Linked DNA regions of Homo sapiens: region 1 is linked to region 2. The links are chromatin loops, found by intact Hi-C in ENCODE. Cell type or tissue: A673. All regions are shown on one strand.

Region 1 (8,000 bases), 170 kb before region 2:
TACATTTTTCTAGCTGTGGTATCTTGAACATGTTACTTAATCTCTGGGAGCTTCAATTTCCTCATCAGGTAAATGAAAATAATAACATCTACATGTCAGGGATGTTGAAAAGATTAAATGAGATAATGAGTATGAAAACATCCAATAGTTGGTGATGAGTTTCTCCTACAACCCCAGTGACAAATGAGCACACTTTTCAAATTCCCAGAGCATGATTACACCACCAGACTGTTGAGCCACTTTGTATTATCAATCTTTTTTGTGTCTGTCTTCACAACCTACTTAGGATCAGAGAATGTGACAAACTTCTTTACTGCTTCCTGATACCTGACACAGTGTCTGACACATTATTGTCCATATTGGGAGGAATGGTGAATCTGCTTAATGATCCTTGATGCCTAACAGTTGGCATTAGTAGTTTAGAGATTTTGCTGAATTTGGAGACTCATCTAACATTCAGGTTGTTCTCCTGAGCTTTAGACACAAAAGCAGATGGAGAGTTTTCTCAGAGTGTCTTGCTCCTTTTATTTCTGTTGTTAGCTAGTTTAAGTCCAAACGCAGTCACTAAAAATATTCATATTCAAGTATTATCCTCTTAATGTCACATTGCTCTCTATACTCAATGACTATGGATCATTTTTAAAGACCAAACCAAATGGAGTATTTTTATAATACAACAATAGGCCCTCAGAATAGGAAACCAAGCAGAAAGTTAAAAGGTTAATGAAGGCCCAGCGCAGTGGCTCATGTCTGTAATCCCAGCACTTTGGGAGGCCGAGGTGGGTGGATCACCTGAGGTTGGGAGTTCAAGACCAGCCTGACCAACATGGAGAAACCCATCTCTACTAAAAATACAAAATTAGCTGGGCATGGTGGTGCATGCCTGCAGTCCCAGCTACTCGGGAGGCTGAGGCAGGAGAATCGCTTGAACCCAGGAGGCGGAGATCGTGCCATTGCACTCCAGCCTGGGCAACAAGAGCGAAACTCCATCTCAAAAAGAAAAAAAAGTTAACGAAGAGTCAGTCCAATCCTACCATCCTTCATTTCAGCTAGCATTCTAAGGTAGTAATTCAGTAACCTCACAAGAATGAGAATTGCAAGCCTATGATTTTGAAGAAATAACTGAGGGTAAAGAATTTACTTTTCTAGGCCATTCCATTGCCAAATTTGTTCTCAAGCAAGTGCAACTTCAAGAAACCTTCTAGGAACCTTCCTCAAGAAGCTTCAGCCCACTTTACAAATCACTGTGCAGCCAATAGCCCCCTCTTCTGCAGGAATCATTTATAGTTCCCTAAATCAAGGACCTTCCACAGTTTAATAAAACTTTCTCCTGAATTATAACAGGAGTCATAACTGACTTCATCTAGACTAGGCATCAGCAACCCAAAGCCTTCATTGGACTCCACTCATGATTTCAGAGAGGGCAGGAGCCCTGGTGCTTGGGTACCCAGCCTGATGCCTCACTGCTGCCCAGCACGGTTCTCTCCCAGTGCCAGAAATCTGAAGACAACCCACTGCAGAAACAACCTCCCTACTGATGTCAAGCTCAGGGGGCATCTTGTTCCTGCTCTGATGAAAGAACATAACCATTTTCCAAGAGACTGAAAATGACCAAAGGGAATCAACTAAAACACACATTTATTCACCTTCTATATAAACTCATTCTGAGTTGCAATTGCTTCATGTGGAAAGAAACCAGGGTTTTCCCAATAGGAAATTCAGATGGACTAGGAAGGTGGCAGGGACAAAGAGACTAACAGGTTGGCAAGATTCTCAGGACACATTTGGATGCAATTGCTCATTCTTTTTGTTTTTCCAGGAAAAGCTCCAGCAACAGGGAAGAAACCTCTTCTTGCCCCTTCCAGTAAATTCTCCTTGTAACCCATTGTACCTCCCCAGAGACGTTTAGAGACCGACATTCATTTAATTGCTTGAAAAGCCCAAACCAAACCAGAGTCACTGGAGCTTAGCCCACTGTTTGTTGGCTGTCTGCAGATTTACAATTTAGCACCATGTGGATCTTCCGAGCCAAACTGTTAGAAATCTAAGGGGCTCATTCTATGCCACAAAATACAATGGGCAAGAGCAGGAAAAGCTTCAAAGTCCCCAGAAGGCATCAAATCCAATTACATTGCAACACGTGTGCAGCCCTTTAAGCTGGCCATTAACATTTGGAAAATTCTTCTGGTAAATGTCTTCATATCCAATTTAGCCTTCTTTCCCCTACTCTCTACCACCCTCATTTCATAGACAGGCAACAGTAATGAGCTATATAATGTAACTCTTTAAACGAAGAATGTCATCACTTAAAAATACAAGAGAGCAGTACATGTTGTATATGTCTACAAACTGCAGTTGCTGTCTGTTAGAGTTTGTAGCAACTTTTAAATCTGTCATCACAGCATGAATTTCATACTAAGCTCCTTCCCGGTGCTCGAGCCAGGAAGCAAAAGGGGAACAGGCTGTGTCATTTATGGGCAGACAGGTATTGGGTCAAGTGTGACATCACACTCTGCTCAGGCCATAATGAGGTGAAAAAGCGAGACTGCAACAACGTGGCAGTTTGTTTACTGGGAAAATTTAAGTGGGTCTGTGTTTGGAGTTAATATAAAACTGAAACAAAGGACATGGATCACGGAATTTTTTTTTTTTTTTTTTGAGACGGGTTATGCTCTTGTTGCCCAGGCTGGAGTGCAATGGCACGATATCGGCTCACCGCAACCTCCACCTCCCGGGTTCAAGCAATTTTCCAGCCTCAGCCTCCCAAGTAGCTGGGATTACAGGTGTCTGCCACCATACCCGGCTACTTCTTTTTTTTTTTTTTTTTTTTTTTTTTTTTTTTTTTTTGGATTTTTAGTAGAGACAGGGTTTCATCGTGTTGGCAAGTCTGATCTCGAACTCCTGACCTCAGGTGATACGCCTGGCTTGGCCTCCCAAAGTGCTGGGATTACAGGCATGAGCCACCACGCCCAGCCGGATCACAGATTTTTAACAGCTCCAAACAGAGGAAAAAGGAAAAAGAGAAGAGACGTTTAGAAACTTAGTAAAACACACAAAGAGTCAAAGGATCAAAACGGGCTCCAAGCAGGCTGGTCTGTTGGCATTTTTACTGGACACATTGTTCACTCAAAATATCAGCACATCAGCCTACAGTCTAATTTTTCTTTCCTACCCATGGTTAATATTTAATCAGGGAGGATAAACTAGACCTAAAATGGGTGTGTGCATGTATGTATATTTTTTAAAAATATAGCTGACATGTTTAATACTCTGGCAGTCTTGATCAAAAATTTTCTATTCAAAGGTGGCAGGAATATAACCCCACATATCACATTTCCTCAATTCTTTTTTCATCCACACTGATATTGGGATACCATGATCAATTTCTATTTCTCCATATAATTACCTATATCAACACATGAATTTATAAAGAACCAAAAAGTACAACATTAAGATATATATGGCAAATAAGACAGGGTGAAAAAACTTTCAAGACCCAACTTTAGGCCTGGTGTGGTGGCTCGCATCTATAATCGCAGCACTTTGGGAAGCCCAGGTGGGAGGGGCATTTGAGCCCAGGAGTTTGAGACCAGCCTGAGCAACACAGCAAGACCCCATGTCTAAAAAATTTTTTTAAATTAGCCAGGCATGGTAGTCCATGCCTGTAGTCCCAGCACTTTGGGAAGCAGAAGTAGGAGGTTCACTTGAGGAAAGGAGTTTGAGGCTGCCATGATAGTGTCACCTGGGCAACAGAGCAAGGTTCTGTCTCTGAAAAAAAAAAATAGTAAAATTTTATTTTACACTTTTATGTATTTATTACACCTAATGTGAGCCCCATTCTCAAGGAGTACACGGTCTATAGGGAACTTTTATAAACAACTTACTATATGACAAGGCAGAGTGAAATCAGTACAGGTGCTAATGGCAACCCAGAAGAAGCCATTAAATCCACCTAAAATTATTTTATCTTCTGCAGAAAGAATTCCTACTCCAAAGTAGCTTCTTTTCCTGCATATCAATAAAGCAAAAGGTTCAAGACATTCCCGCCGGGAGGAGCCAAATACTTACAGAATCTAAGTCCCTACTCAAGTGAGAAAGTCACAAAGCTTCACACCATTGAAGTCCCCATAGAATTCTCTGGAGGAGCTTATTTTTCAAATTGTTCTGAATAGTTCTACTTCATCTGAGTGAGAAATTTATTCTAAGAGAAAAACTCCTATTGTAGGACTAAAAGTCTACAATTACCCTTGTGTTCCTAATTTTCTCAGCTCGAATCAGACTCTCCAGTAGCATTGGCCGAAATTTTACCAATTCTTCCCCTTTATGGAAATATTGGTTTCTTTCCACAAGTCCAATCACAAGCCCAATATTAATTGGACCCATGCTTTTTTCCTAATTATGGGCCTATTAGAAATCCTCCCCATCTCCGTGGTGATCATATCGCTCTTCATCGGCTGTAAGTTAACCCCTCTTTTGCTGTTTTCCACCTGGTATAGATGCCATTTGACATACCCAGATGCTTAGGCTACTGATTTTTCATTCTCTATCAATAGGGTAACTGGACTGCTTGATTTTTCAAATAATCAGAATAATAAAGTGGTTAAGGGTGTAATCCCTAGAATTTGTTTTTTTTTTTAAAAAAAGGTCTAATCTCAACTGTACCATGTTCATCTGTGTTACCTTTGACAAATTATTTTACCCCTCTGAGCCTTAGTCTATTCACCCAGAAAATGGGAAGAATGAAACACCTTGAGTGAAACTGTTGTGAAGATTAAACGGTACGTGAAGTACTTAGTACAACTGCAGCTCACGGTAAACATTCAATCGGTTAGTTGTTAATGAAATAATAATTATATAATGAAGAGAAGATGGTAATAACAATTATATGATAATCATGTATTATAATCATTCTTGGTAGAAGCTCATGGGGTAACATTATCCAAAACCACAGTCTTTTCTCTAGTTAATTCTATTTTAAGACCCCAGTATCTTCAATCTCTCTACCTGTAGGGAAAAATAGTGGAGAAGGAGAAAGACAATGGAAACAAAATGCAGAGACAGCCAATCAGTCAGCAAAGCCCCCACCCCATGTGCGTACAATCAGCACCAGCTGTAGTCCAATTAAACTTAATCTAGTCACATGCTCATGTGCTCCTCAGAAATTAGAGGAAATCAATTCAAATGCTAATGAGAAAGTCCATAATTTATTATCTGCTGAGGAATGCATGTTACATTAATTTTAACTGTAAACAATTATTTTTATTGCAAGATTAATTACCCTATCTTATACAACTTCCTTTTTTCATATTCTTTTAAGGAATTAGTTTTCAGTTGCTGTTTTGTGGCTCTGTCACAGTTCTTTAGCTTGAGAAAAGTATAATTAATTTAGGAATGCTGCAAATGTTGTTTTCTATTCTTCTGCCAAAAGAAAGTGGGATAAATGGCTAGGTCAAGCATGGAGAAAAATAGCTACAGCTTCTGGCCAGGATGAAAAGACATTAGAACTCAGAATGGAAGTTGGGGGAAACCACACAGAATTTAAAACGTGGGTTAATGTTGGTCAGTTCTAACCATAACATTTCTCAAAGGCTTCAACAAGCAAATCCAGTCTCAAAATTATTTCAAAGTCTCTGAAAGTCAACAAGAACTGCATGAGCTAGACTTTTCAGAGCAAGAAAGAGACTAATCATTTTTTTTCTTAAAATAGCATCAAGGCCTGGATGTATACATTTTGGTTGGAGTGACTGTTCCTTTGAGCAATCAGAAACGAATGAAATTTGCACTGTCAGAATTCTGCTCCCTTGACAAAGCTGCCCTCACCCTGACTTGACTCCCAAGGTGAATGAATATTCAATACAGTCACTTGTGAAAAATTATTCTTTAACCAATCACTTCTCAATATGGAGAATAGGATTTTAGGTAGTTGCTAGCACTCGTAGGGTTGATAGTAAGTATTCTATTATTTCTAATGAATCATTTACTTGATTTTTATGCTTTCTAAAAGTTAAGCAGGTCCATTTCCTTTATGGACACAACAAGGCTTAGCATTTTAAAGGTAAATATTTATGAAATACCAAATCCATTAGTTTACTTGCTGGCACTTTCTTAATTTAAACTTCCAAGTGAAAGTAACTGCGAGTCATCTATTAAAATTAAATTAGTCTAAATTAAATCTATAAGCCTAGTTGTTGATTTCAGTGGGAATTTGGTTAGAAAAATAGGTAAGAGAATTGAGCCTAGGGAAGGTTCAACTGCTAATTACTTGTAAAAGTTTAGGCTTAAAGAATAATAAGCATTTAACCAGGAATATAAATAGAGGAAGAAGTGTTGGTTCTGAAGATCCCAGGCTATACCCTTAGAGATAGGTTCAGTTATGACTTCCTGTCAAGGAGATTAAATCCTAGTTCATCCTAATGTGTTTCAAACTGGTCCTTTCTTAGAACAATGGCCTTGGAGGCCATCAGGCACATACAACAATCAGCTGGCCAGGAGTAGGTAGGATGAAAAATAATCTTTCCTATGAGCAACGAGCTCTCAGCACTCCACACTGTAAATTCAAACCAAAAAGGTAGGGGGTGAGGGTTGTTCTTTTTGCAAGATTTTGTGATTTTTATTGCATATTTTGGCAAGTTCCTACCAGAGGAGCATGTGCTACTTATCAGAATCACATATAGTAGCTACGAAAACCAGAAAGTGGTTGGAAGGGACAGACCGCGGTGACACAGGTTACACCTGGTTTTAATTTGATTGTCAGATGTCATAAGGGTGGACTTATAAGATTAAACCTCATTTCTGCTCTAAACCTATAGGGAATTATTACTGATTTATTTTAGCGAAGAATGTTTCATGCTCGTGATTTCCATTCCAATTTCTCTCCTTAATAAAATAAGATGTCACATGTCAAGCTACATCGTAGTGAATTATTTCAACCACCCAAAGCCATTCAACTCTGCTTGAAAATTTGCCATAAAGCCAAGATCTGTCACAAAGCATTTGGATTAGTTACCCCTGGAAAACCCTCCTACTATCAGGCAAACTGATGGGCAGCACATTAGAAAACCATGAAGGGTTGCCATGCTTCTCACACCAGAGAACTCTTTGGTTCAATACTCATCAGTGTTCTATGACCCCTTGAATTACTCAGTGCCTGGATTCAAGTTCCTCTATTTTTTTGACCAAACCAAAGCAATCTTACCATGGGCCATACTTGTGGTAGGTTTTATAAGAGTTTCATCTTTCCCAAGCTGTAAACCTCTGCATCAAGTTCCACAGAATGCATGGGAAAGGGCTTTTATTAATTTTAGAGACTTCATATAATAAATGCTTGCATCTTATTAAAGCCCCTGACTGATGAAGTGCAGGATAGGCAGGCATTCAAAATCCAAGCCACAGGTTTGCATTTTGAAAGTTTGTCTTGCTCTCGGTGTGTTTCCCTACAGTCCAGAGCAGGGGGAACACTCAAGTGAACTCTCTGCCTACATAGGATGACTGGGGACATCCCCAACTCTAATCAATTACAGATTAATTTCACACCTCCCAAACCAATGTGCTTTAAAAGGGAACTATCTTAGGGGGAGTCTATAGATCATAAATGTGGTGAATGTGTCTGAGGACCCCCATCTGCAAACACATATGCATTCTATATGTAATGTCCTACTCCGTAGTACTCTTCAAGACAGGTTCTCTTCTTTATGGTAAATACATGTGGAATGTCCTGCAGAACCTCAGGATTTCATTTCTTCAATATTGTTGTGTATAGGAATTAAAAGGAATTAGGAGAAACACAGAGATACTGTGTGAAGCTTCCTCAAACTGTTTCTTTGACTATTGGGAGGCAGGAAGCCCCAAACATCTCATCAGAAATAATTGTCTTTCATTATTTCCATTAGAGAAAGTCAGTCTTTAAAAGGACAGTGATTTGGAACTGGTTCAAGGAAGCATCTTTAGATCCTCAGCTCTCCTGAGCTTCACCAATTTCTGGTCATACTGTGGTCATTCAA
Region 2 (8,000 bases):
GAGCAATGGCGTGATCTCAGCTCACTGCAACCTCTGCCTCCTGGGTTCAAGCGATTCTCCTACCTCAGCCTCCCGAGTAGCTGTGATTACAGGCATGCACCACCACGCCTGGCTAATTTTGTATATTTAGTAGAGACAGGGTTTCTCCATATTGGTCAAGCTGGTCTCCAACTCCCGACCTCAGGTGATCCCCCGCCTCAGCCTCCCAAAGTTCTGGGATTACAGGAGTGAGCCACCACGCCTGGCCAATAATTTTCTAAGTGTAATCTTATGTGAGTAAATTAAATTTCCTTATCAAATGCCACTGAACTACCTGAATGTTTGCTTATTAATCCCATAATTTAGTGTGGCTTAACAATAGCCTGGATAATTGATTTAGACTATTTTTATATTAGGAAAACTTGGCAATTGTTATTGCATTTCAGATAAAAAGAGTTTAGGTTGACAAGTTAAGTCTCACAGCATCACCGCGACACCTTCTGGAAGTATATCTATGTGAGACGGAACAAGTCAACCTACTACTAATCCAACAGAAATCTGTCTGGGAGAAGGGGAGTGAGGAAAGGTGTCGGTTTGTTAGCATGTAGAGCAAGCAGCCTACTAAAGACTAAATTATTGCTTTCCATCACAAAGACACTTACCCATCCTCAAGTTGACCACCATCTTGTTCTCTGTGAAAGACCTGGCTGGTAGATTGGGCCGCCTCACTAGCATCAAATAAATATTCCTTACCAGCCACAAAGGGAAAATATATTGAGCCAGATTAGTAACATTCTAATAGAAAATGTGGCATTTTGAATGAGGAAAACTACTTCAGTGAAAAAATTTGGTAAGATGCCCACAATGAGCAAAGAACCTTAAAATGCAAGAGATTCTCCAGTGGAAAATGGCCTAATCTTTATGAACTAACTGCTACACAAAAGGCAAAAAGTCAACACAAAAATTGACATTTAAAAAATCTATTCGCCAATAATATTTTGCAAAGATATTATACACACACGCACGCACACACACACACACACACACACACACAGTAAAGGAAATATAACTGATGAATGATGCTGAACTACTTTTGTAGCTGTTTAACAGTTACAATCTTGGGGTCTATGTATGCACAAAAACACCAAGTAACCAAATGATTCAGTTAGACATTAAGCAAAGAAAGTCAGTGAAACTTGCTGTATGATCTGAACAACTATTTGGGCACCCAGGCAAAGAGGTAAATTCACCACTTATATATAAATGAAAAAGACAGGGTCAGTAATATGCTTGTTGTGATGCAGATTAGGGAAGGGTAAAAAATGTCTTAAATGAACACTTCAATTCTGGTATATGATTACAAAACTAAAATCCCTGCAGTATACACAAATACAATTGCCTAACTTCAAAGTCCCAGGAAGCACCCACAAGGAAAAAACACACTCTGATTTTAATGTCTTCCTGATCCCCTCAAATGGCCTAATATGTATAATATTGAAAGTCAATTCTGTAGCTTCTCAAGGGTTAAATTCTTTGTTGCAAATAACTCTAAAAAAGTATCCCAGTAAGAATCAGGCTTAGACTAGTTCAGCAAGAGGAACCGTTCCATAATGAGGCTTGGCCTGGACCAGTCCCAGGAGAATTAATTTTGTGCCGTAGAACACCTAGATAAATTAGTTTTGCTTTAAATATCGAGTCCTAAAAGAGTTAAAAGAGGGAGAATATCAATCAATAATTTTTAGATTAACTACTTTGTATATGACAAAACAAAATTAACTTTGGCATTATAACCACTTTCTCTCGCATTTCTGATAAGCCCCAAGTTTAAAATAAGTAATTAGAGATTTAAAAACCAACCGAATATGTGCATTTGTTTCTTGTTACAAAATACTAATTCACTGCCTAGTTTGTAAAAAAAAAAAAATTACTCATACATTTTGCAAAATTACAAATATTGTTATTTTTATTAAAATAATCACACCTGAGAAGAATTCAGAAAATATGTAGACAAATTCCTGTAGGGTTTTTTTCATGGAATTGCTAAAGGAATTAAGCTTTAAAATTAAGTGAAAAATAATATTTCAGTTAACAAAGTTAGGTTCTTGAAATTATATTTTCATTGATTAATTCCTTCCAATGTCTACCCATTACTTCTCTTTTATAAAATTTATTTGTATTGAAACATTTGTGCAGAATTAAAATCATACCTACAAATGATAACAAATTTAACCTAAAACTCCCTTGTGTTTTAAAGGCTTTTTCTGGTTAAATGCCTACCAGAAAGGCAAATACAAAATTCATTTCCATAAGAGATGAAATCAGGCTTTTAACCTAGCCAATTGCCCATATAAACAATCTTCAATATTATTTGGTCATCATTTGGTAATTAAAATGGAAAATCACAACCATGCTGAATTTACTCCAGGTGCCAAAAAAGTTATTTAGCAGATAACTAGAGATAGAGAAAATGTCTCTTTAACAGATTCTTTTAAGAATACATCTACAAGAAGCATCTGGCTTTCAAACAGTCATAAAAACGAGAAGCAGTTGAACAGTGGCACCCAGAGGTGAAAAGTATATTGCTTCTAGAGATTTATATTGTTAACTACAATGTTTTTTAGTCATCCTTTTTTTCACTTCCAGATTTGTTTCTAGTATCATACCAGAAATCATTTTTTCTTTGTTGCATATTGAAATACCATATTTTAATAAATAGAAATAAATGTTTCGTTTTAGAAAAAGTACTTTCTTTATTAAATTGCATGCCAATTTCCCTCCTTCAAAACAATAAACCAACTGAACACCAGGCAAAATACCTTCCATAGTTGAATATCATGTTCACTCATCTACTTCTAGCCTACCAAAATTATTAGCAAAGATATTTTTAAGAAATACCTCTGTGACTACTACACAATTTCCATATACTCCAAGCTACATTTGTGCTAAAGATGTTTTTGTTGGACCATCGCGTATCCCTGAAGAGATAAACCTGGGGAGATTTTTAGAATTCCATACTGAACCCCCTCCCATTATTATGATAGCAGAGGATGGAAATGGGAATAAGAATGCTGGACAAAAGAAAAGGGAATAAAAATACTTTTTTTTTAATTCCACAGGAAGTTTAAAAATAACAAAATCTATTTTGACCAAAATCAAAACGCGCCTGCCGATTTTAATTAAAGCAGCTCTATACCTTTGAACCAGCCAACAAGCAGCTGCAGTAAGCATTTGGCTGGCTCTGAGTTCCTAAGCTAAACTGCAGAAAAACGCCTCCTCCTGGATCTAATCACCTTCGGGCGCCTCAAATAAACCTTAGCGTGTGGGGCCAGCACAGGTCAGTTTTTTAAGAGCCTCCGTAGAACAGGGTCTTATTTTTGTTCCTGAGCTGAAATGCACACATGCACTTAGCAGAGAAGGTTTGCCTAATCTATCACCGGTTTTCGTCTGTTTCTGGGTTTCCATTACCTTTTGTCAGACGTTTTCTCCAAGATCCTCGCTGCTTTCTTTTTAATCACCTAAGAAGCAACATTGATGTGACAAGCTCCAGAAAAAGGCTCGTCCTTTCTTATCTGCATCTTCAGCCTAATGATGAGGAATGGGTTCCATAAACTTGAAAAAGGCAGGAAAATGCTGCCAAAGTCATTATCCACTACTTTAAATTGGAAAGAAAAAAGCTGTCCCTTTTTAGAAGAATGGTAATAACGTATAAAATAATTGTACAAAGCCTACAGCGTTTCATATAAGAAAGGAAATTGCCCAATGCAATTTAAAAGAAAAACAAAATACCTTCATTTCCCGCTATCTGAAATCTACATCAGAATGTACCCTCGATTTTGCATATGAAGCAGAGTGCTCAATTGCCTGCCAGAAATGAGAGCGAATTATGCCTGCACTCAAGTTAATATTGAAATAATCTCCCTCTTTTTGATACCTTCCTCTCGTCCCTTTTTCCCCTTCCGTACATTGCAGTGTCATTGCCTAAATCAATCTTTGGGCATTAAAGGTAGCTTCTGGGGAGCTTCTCAGTCGCCAGCCTGCTACTTGTCGGGGGCATCGGCTATGAACTGCAGCTGGATGGATGCCTGTCTGCCTGCTCGTCTTTAAGTCTCACGAAGCAAAACCGCAGGCTTTCTCGTACTCAAAACCACACCATCATTGTCCATATTCGGGTATTTCATTACAGTAACAGTTTGAAGGACACCAGGCTTACAGCCTTTTGGAGCAGACGGTAGGGAAGCTGCTCCACATGGATCATATTGATCTCTCCAACCACTCCTCGAACATCCACAGCTGTTCCAAGATTTGCGCCCAGCGGAGACGAGACGCGGCAGTAGACCTGGGCGCCACCTAGTGGATTCTATTGACCTGGGGGAGTCGTCAACGCGTGGTGAGGTATATAAGCTTCAGGGAACAATCCCTACAGCCAACCTAGAAAATACTAACTATAGTCGAAGCAATAGGGAAGGAGTCTTATCTTTAAAAAAAAAAAAAAAAAAGTAACAAGAAGATGACAAAAGAAGCAAATGATTCAAATGACTGACAGGAATTTCAAGAGTGGTTTTTCAATATAAATTTCAAATCTCTGAAATGTCAAAGTGCTTTATTATTTATATCTTTATTAAGAAAAGGAAAATATAGAAAGTTTATTTTGCCAAAATATTACCACTTTTCTTTAATCTGCCAGATTGGTCACATTTTGCCTTAATAAGTTTATAATTCAGTAAGCCAATCCAAATGGAACTGAATTTTTATTTTTCCTACCATCTAATAAATATGAGTCTTAAGAAAAGCTGTTTATAAAATATTCCACCAATTATGTCTCCCTTCTTCACCCATTCCATTCACAGTTTCCATTCCTATTATCCCCCAAAAGAGGTCGTACTCATTTTTCCTTCTATTCTTTACATGCACACATTTTCTGGAAGAAAGAACTTCAATTTTCTTCGTGGCAAAGTTGTGGCTATTACCTCGTTTGAGATCAAATTCAAAATACAATTCCTAGAAAGTTGTACCTTCAATTGATCCACATTCTGCAATCACTTCCTACTTTATGTTTTCAAATATATTTTATTTAACATTGCCACTTGATCATAATTTTCTAATTGTCTTACCTCCACAAATTGTACTTTTGTCTGATCCACAACCTCTGCCTCAGAAGAGGAGCCTATTAAATGTTGAATAAATAGCTATAACATAAGCAGATAACTATCTCTGACAAGATTTGTTAATAAATACTCTGGTTATTCTACCCTTTGGATGTGCTAAATATATCAACAACAACTAACATTTATTGAGGTTTTTTACTTGATGGTCACAATGGCCCTATTAAAATAGATACTACTATTATCCTTATTTTATAATTGAGGAAAGCTACTTCTAGAAGGTTAAGAAATTCACCACATTGACATGGGCAGTAAGAAGTGGAACTGAAATTTGAACCTGGTCTTTCTGACTCCAGAGCCTATACCCTGAACTTCTATACTACACTGTGTCTATCTTATATGTTGTTATTAAAATATATGATACACTATGATCTTATTACTGGTTGTATTATATTTTGATGATTCACTTTATAAAAGTAAATATTTCTAGTTTTATCCCCTGCAAAATAAGTTATTTTAGATAGTTGCTAAAATTATTCAAGTTGTTAATATTTTTTACCACGTTTGGTCTTTAAAGAATGAACTTACTATAATCAAAAGATTTGCACAAAGGAAGGAAAAGAAATTACTTTACTGATCAAAGGACCGATGCAGGAAAATATGCAAGCTGACTGCATTTCGCTAAGATTGCAACAATGAAGTGGAAGAGCTAGGGGAAATGGGAGATCTGGTAATAACTGTTTCTTTGTTTTTTCAGTTCACCTGACCTATTTAAACATTTTAATTTAGAAATGCTCCTCAGACTTCTCAGGTTTGGTCTCATGAGTAAGCAAATCAGGAACCCACAGGAACCACTTGTCAGGTTTCATTTCAAGGGAATTGGAAAGGGATCCTGACCTCCTAAAATATTTAAAGATGTTTAAAATCACATTCTTAGACCTTCTTGAACAGAAAAATGAACTTTTAAAAAAAGAGACAACATCGGTCACAATTGTTCAACACTAGAAATAACCCACAAGTCCCTAAAGAATAAAATAGCATGGCAAATAACATGGTAAATTCACGTAAGGAAATATTATTCAGCATTGAAAATGAATGCACTAATGCCACACTCAACATGGATGAATCGCAAAATACAATTTTGAGCAAAAGCAGCAAGACACAGAAGAATACAAATGATTCCACTTACATAAAGTGCCAAAACTGGTTCTGTATTTCACAATAAAAATGCAAAAGAAGTACATCCAATGGTCATTTCAAAATGCATCCAGAAAAAAAACATAATAAGCTGTGCCCATCATTTATGTTTTGGTGAAAATAAGTCTATCAGCTCCATGATTGCAGTCTTGAGAGGGAAGGAGAGAAGAGCAAAGCATGAAGACTGTAAATTCTAGAAGAGAGTAGTGGTGAGACTGTGAGCTCTGGAATCACACTGACCTGGATTTGAACTAGAGCCCTGCCATTTAATGACTGTGGATCTTGGGCTGGGGTATAAATCTCTCAAGCTCTTTGTTCCCCACCTAGAAAATAAAGATCACAGTGGGCCCAACATCATAGGGTCATTTTGAGGCTTACAGCACGCACTAGTTTTCACTAATTGTCCAATAAGTGTTTTTTTTCTTTCCCGAGATTGGAAGTAGAGGAGGAAATCAGCACAGGGAGTAGCAAAGGAAAACACTGGGCACTCACTGTGTTTCCTTCCCACTCACCCTTGGGTCACTCCTCCACCCCATGGGCTTCTCTGTGAACCACTAACACTTGCTTCTCTAGCAAGAGTCACCAGAGATCTTGTTATTCAACCCAATGAATATCTTTTCTCTACATCATTTGATACTATTTACTTTTTCTTCCTCCTTGAAACTTTTCTTCTCGTTTTCTTTGATAACCTGGGCTGTCCCCTTCTCACTAAAACCCCCATCATTGCCCACTATCAGGCCCTTGTCACTTTCCTCCTGTCTGCAACAGCCTCCTAACTGGTTTTCTCCAGCATGGCCCCTTTCCAACCCTCTCTCCACACTGCAGCCAGTGCATTTGTCCTAACATGTGGATCTCACCATGCCTCTTCCCCACAGCCTTATAGCAACCTCTATCTTGTTCAGCCATGGAAGATCTAGTCTTTCTATCTGTCTGTCTTCGGGCTCATCAATTACTGCACTAACCTACCCACTCTCATTTGGACCTTCTTGGCTTTCTACCACCTGTTTTCTCTACCTGGAATCTTGACCATATTACCTGCCTCACATAATGAACTTTAAAACTCAGGACAGGTCTCCCTCCCACCCACCATGCACCTCTTTCTACATTATATACCTTCCTTTGTAATCAGTACAATCTATGATCATTCTTGAACCTCTGCACTATTTACCCATGGATGGTCTACATACTCAAAAGACTGCCAACTCTGTAAAGGCAGGCACCTTTCCTACTGATCTTTCTATACCACCACCCAACAGAGTGGCCAACAAAAACCTAGTTAAGTAAATTAATGAATCAAGCAAATAATCAATGCTTACTTCACAGTTTTACAGAACTATCATCGCATCTCCTCTACTATAACTTCCTCATCTACTTCTACAGGAGAAAAGGGGTTATGTATCATATCCTTGTCTCTTAAACTCTGTCTTCTAACATTTATTGGTTATTTATTGCCATCATTATTATATTTTTCCACATCATATTTAACTAATCAAAAATTTTACAGGTATTTTAAACCTCTTGATCTTGTTCAATATGCTGTATGGGTAATTGGATAGCCATGAATCCAAATACTAACTTTACCACTGACTAACTCTGAGACCTTGAGTAAGTCACTCAACTCTGTTTCCGTTTTCCCACCTGTAAAATGAGGGTAAAAATTCCTAACCAACGGCTTTCTTGTGAAGTTAAATGAACTAAAATGAGGTTAATGTACATAAAGCA

The links. Hi-C counts contacts between places; a loop is a spot of excess contacts. Peaks named below come from ENCODE experiments on the same cell type or tissue, not always from the same donor. Only the 100,000 strongest peaks of a DNase experiment are listed, where the experiment ranks them.
Region 1: a loop joins it to region 2, with 6 times the contacts of the local background. A loop is called at or near these places in 10 of 110 quality-filtered maps.

Annotation. Positions count from the first base shown.
Region 1 is chr2:176,975,054-176,983,053 of GRCh38, forward strand. No RefSeq gene overlaps it. Among named protein-coding and RNA genes, the nearest start is that of MIR4444-1, 230 kb to the right of the region's middle. In A673, a CTCF peak has its summit at 4,041; a DNase peak (open chromatin) is centred at 5,238; H3K4me3 peaks cover 675 bases; H3K27me3 peaks cover 1,088 bases.
Region 2 is chr2:177,144,777-177,152,776 of GRCh38, forward strand. The region is part of intron 1 of LOC105373760 (a long non-coding RNA gene); the gene reads right to left. Among named protein-coding and RNA genes, the nearest start is that of MIR4444-1, 64 kb to the right of the region's middle. RefSeq lists an enhancer at 3,599-4,322. In A673, CTCF peaks have their summits at 2,555 and 4,328 (motif pointing left); DNase peaks (open chromatin) are centred at 2,515 and 4,305; H3K4me3 peaks cover 963 bases; H3K27ac peaks cover 1,213 bases.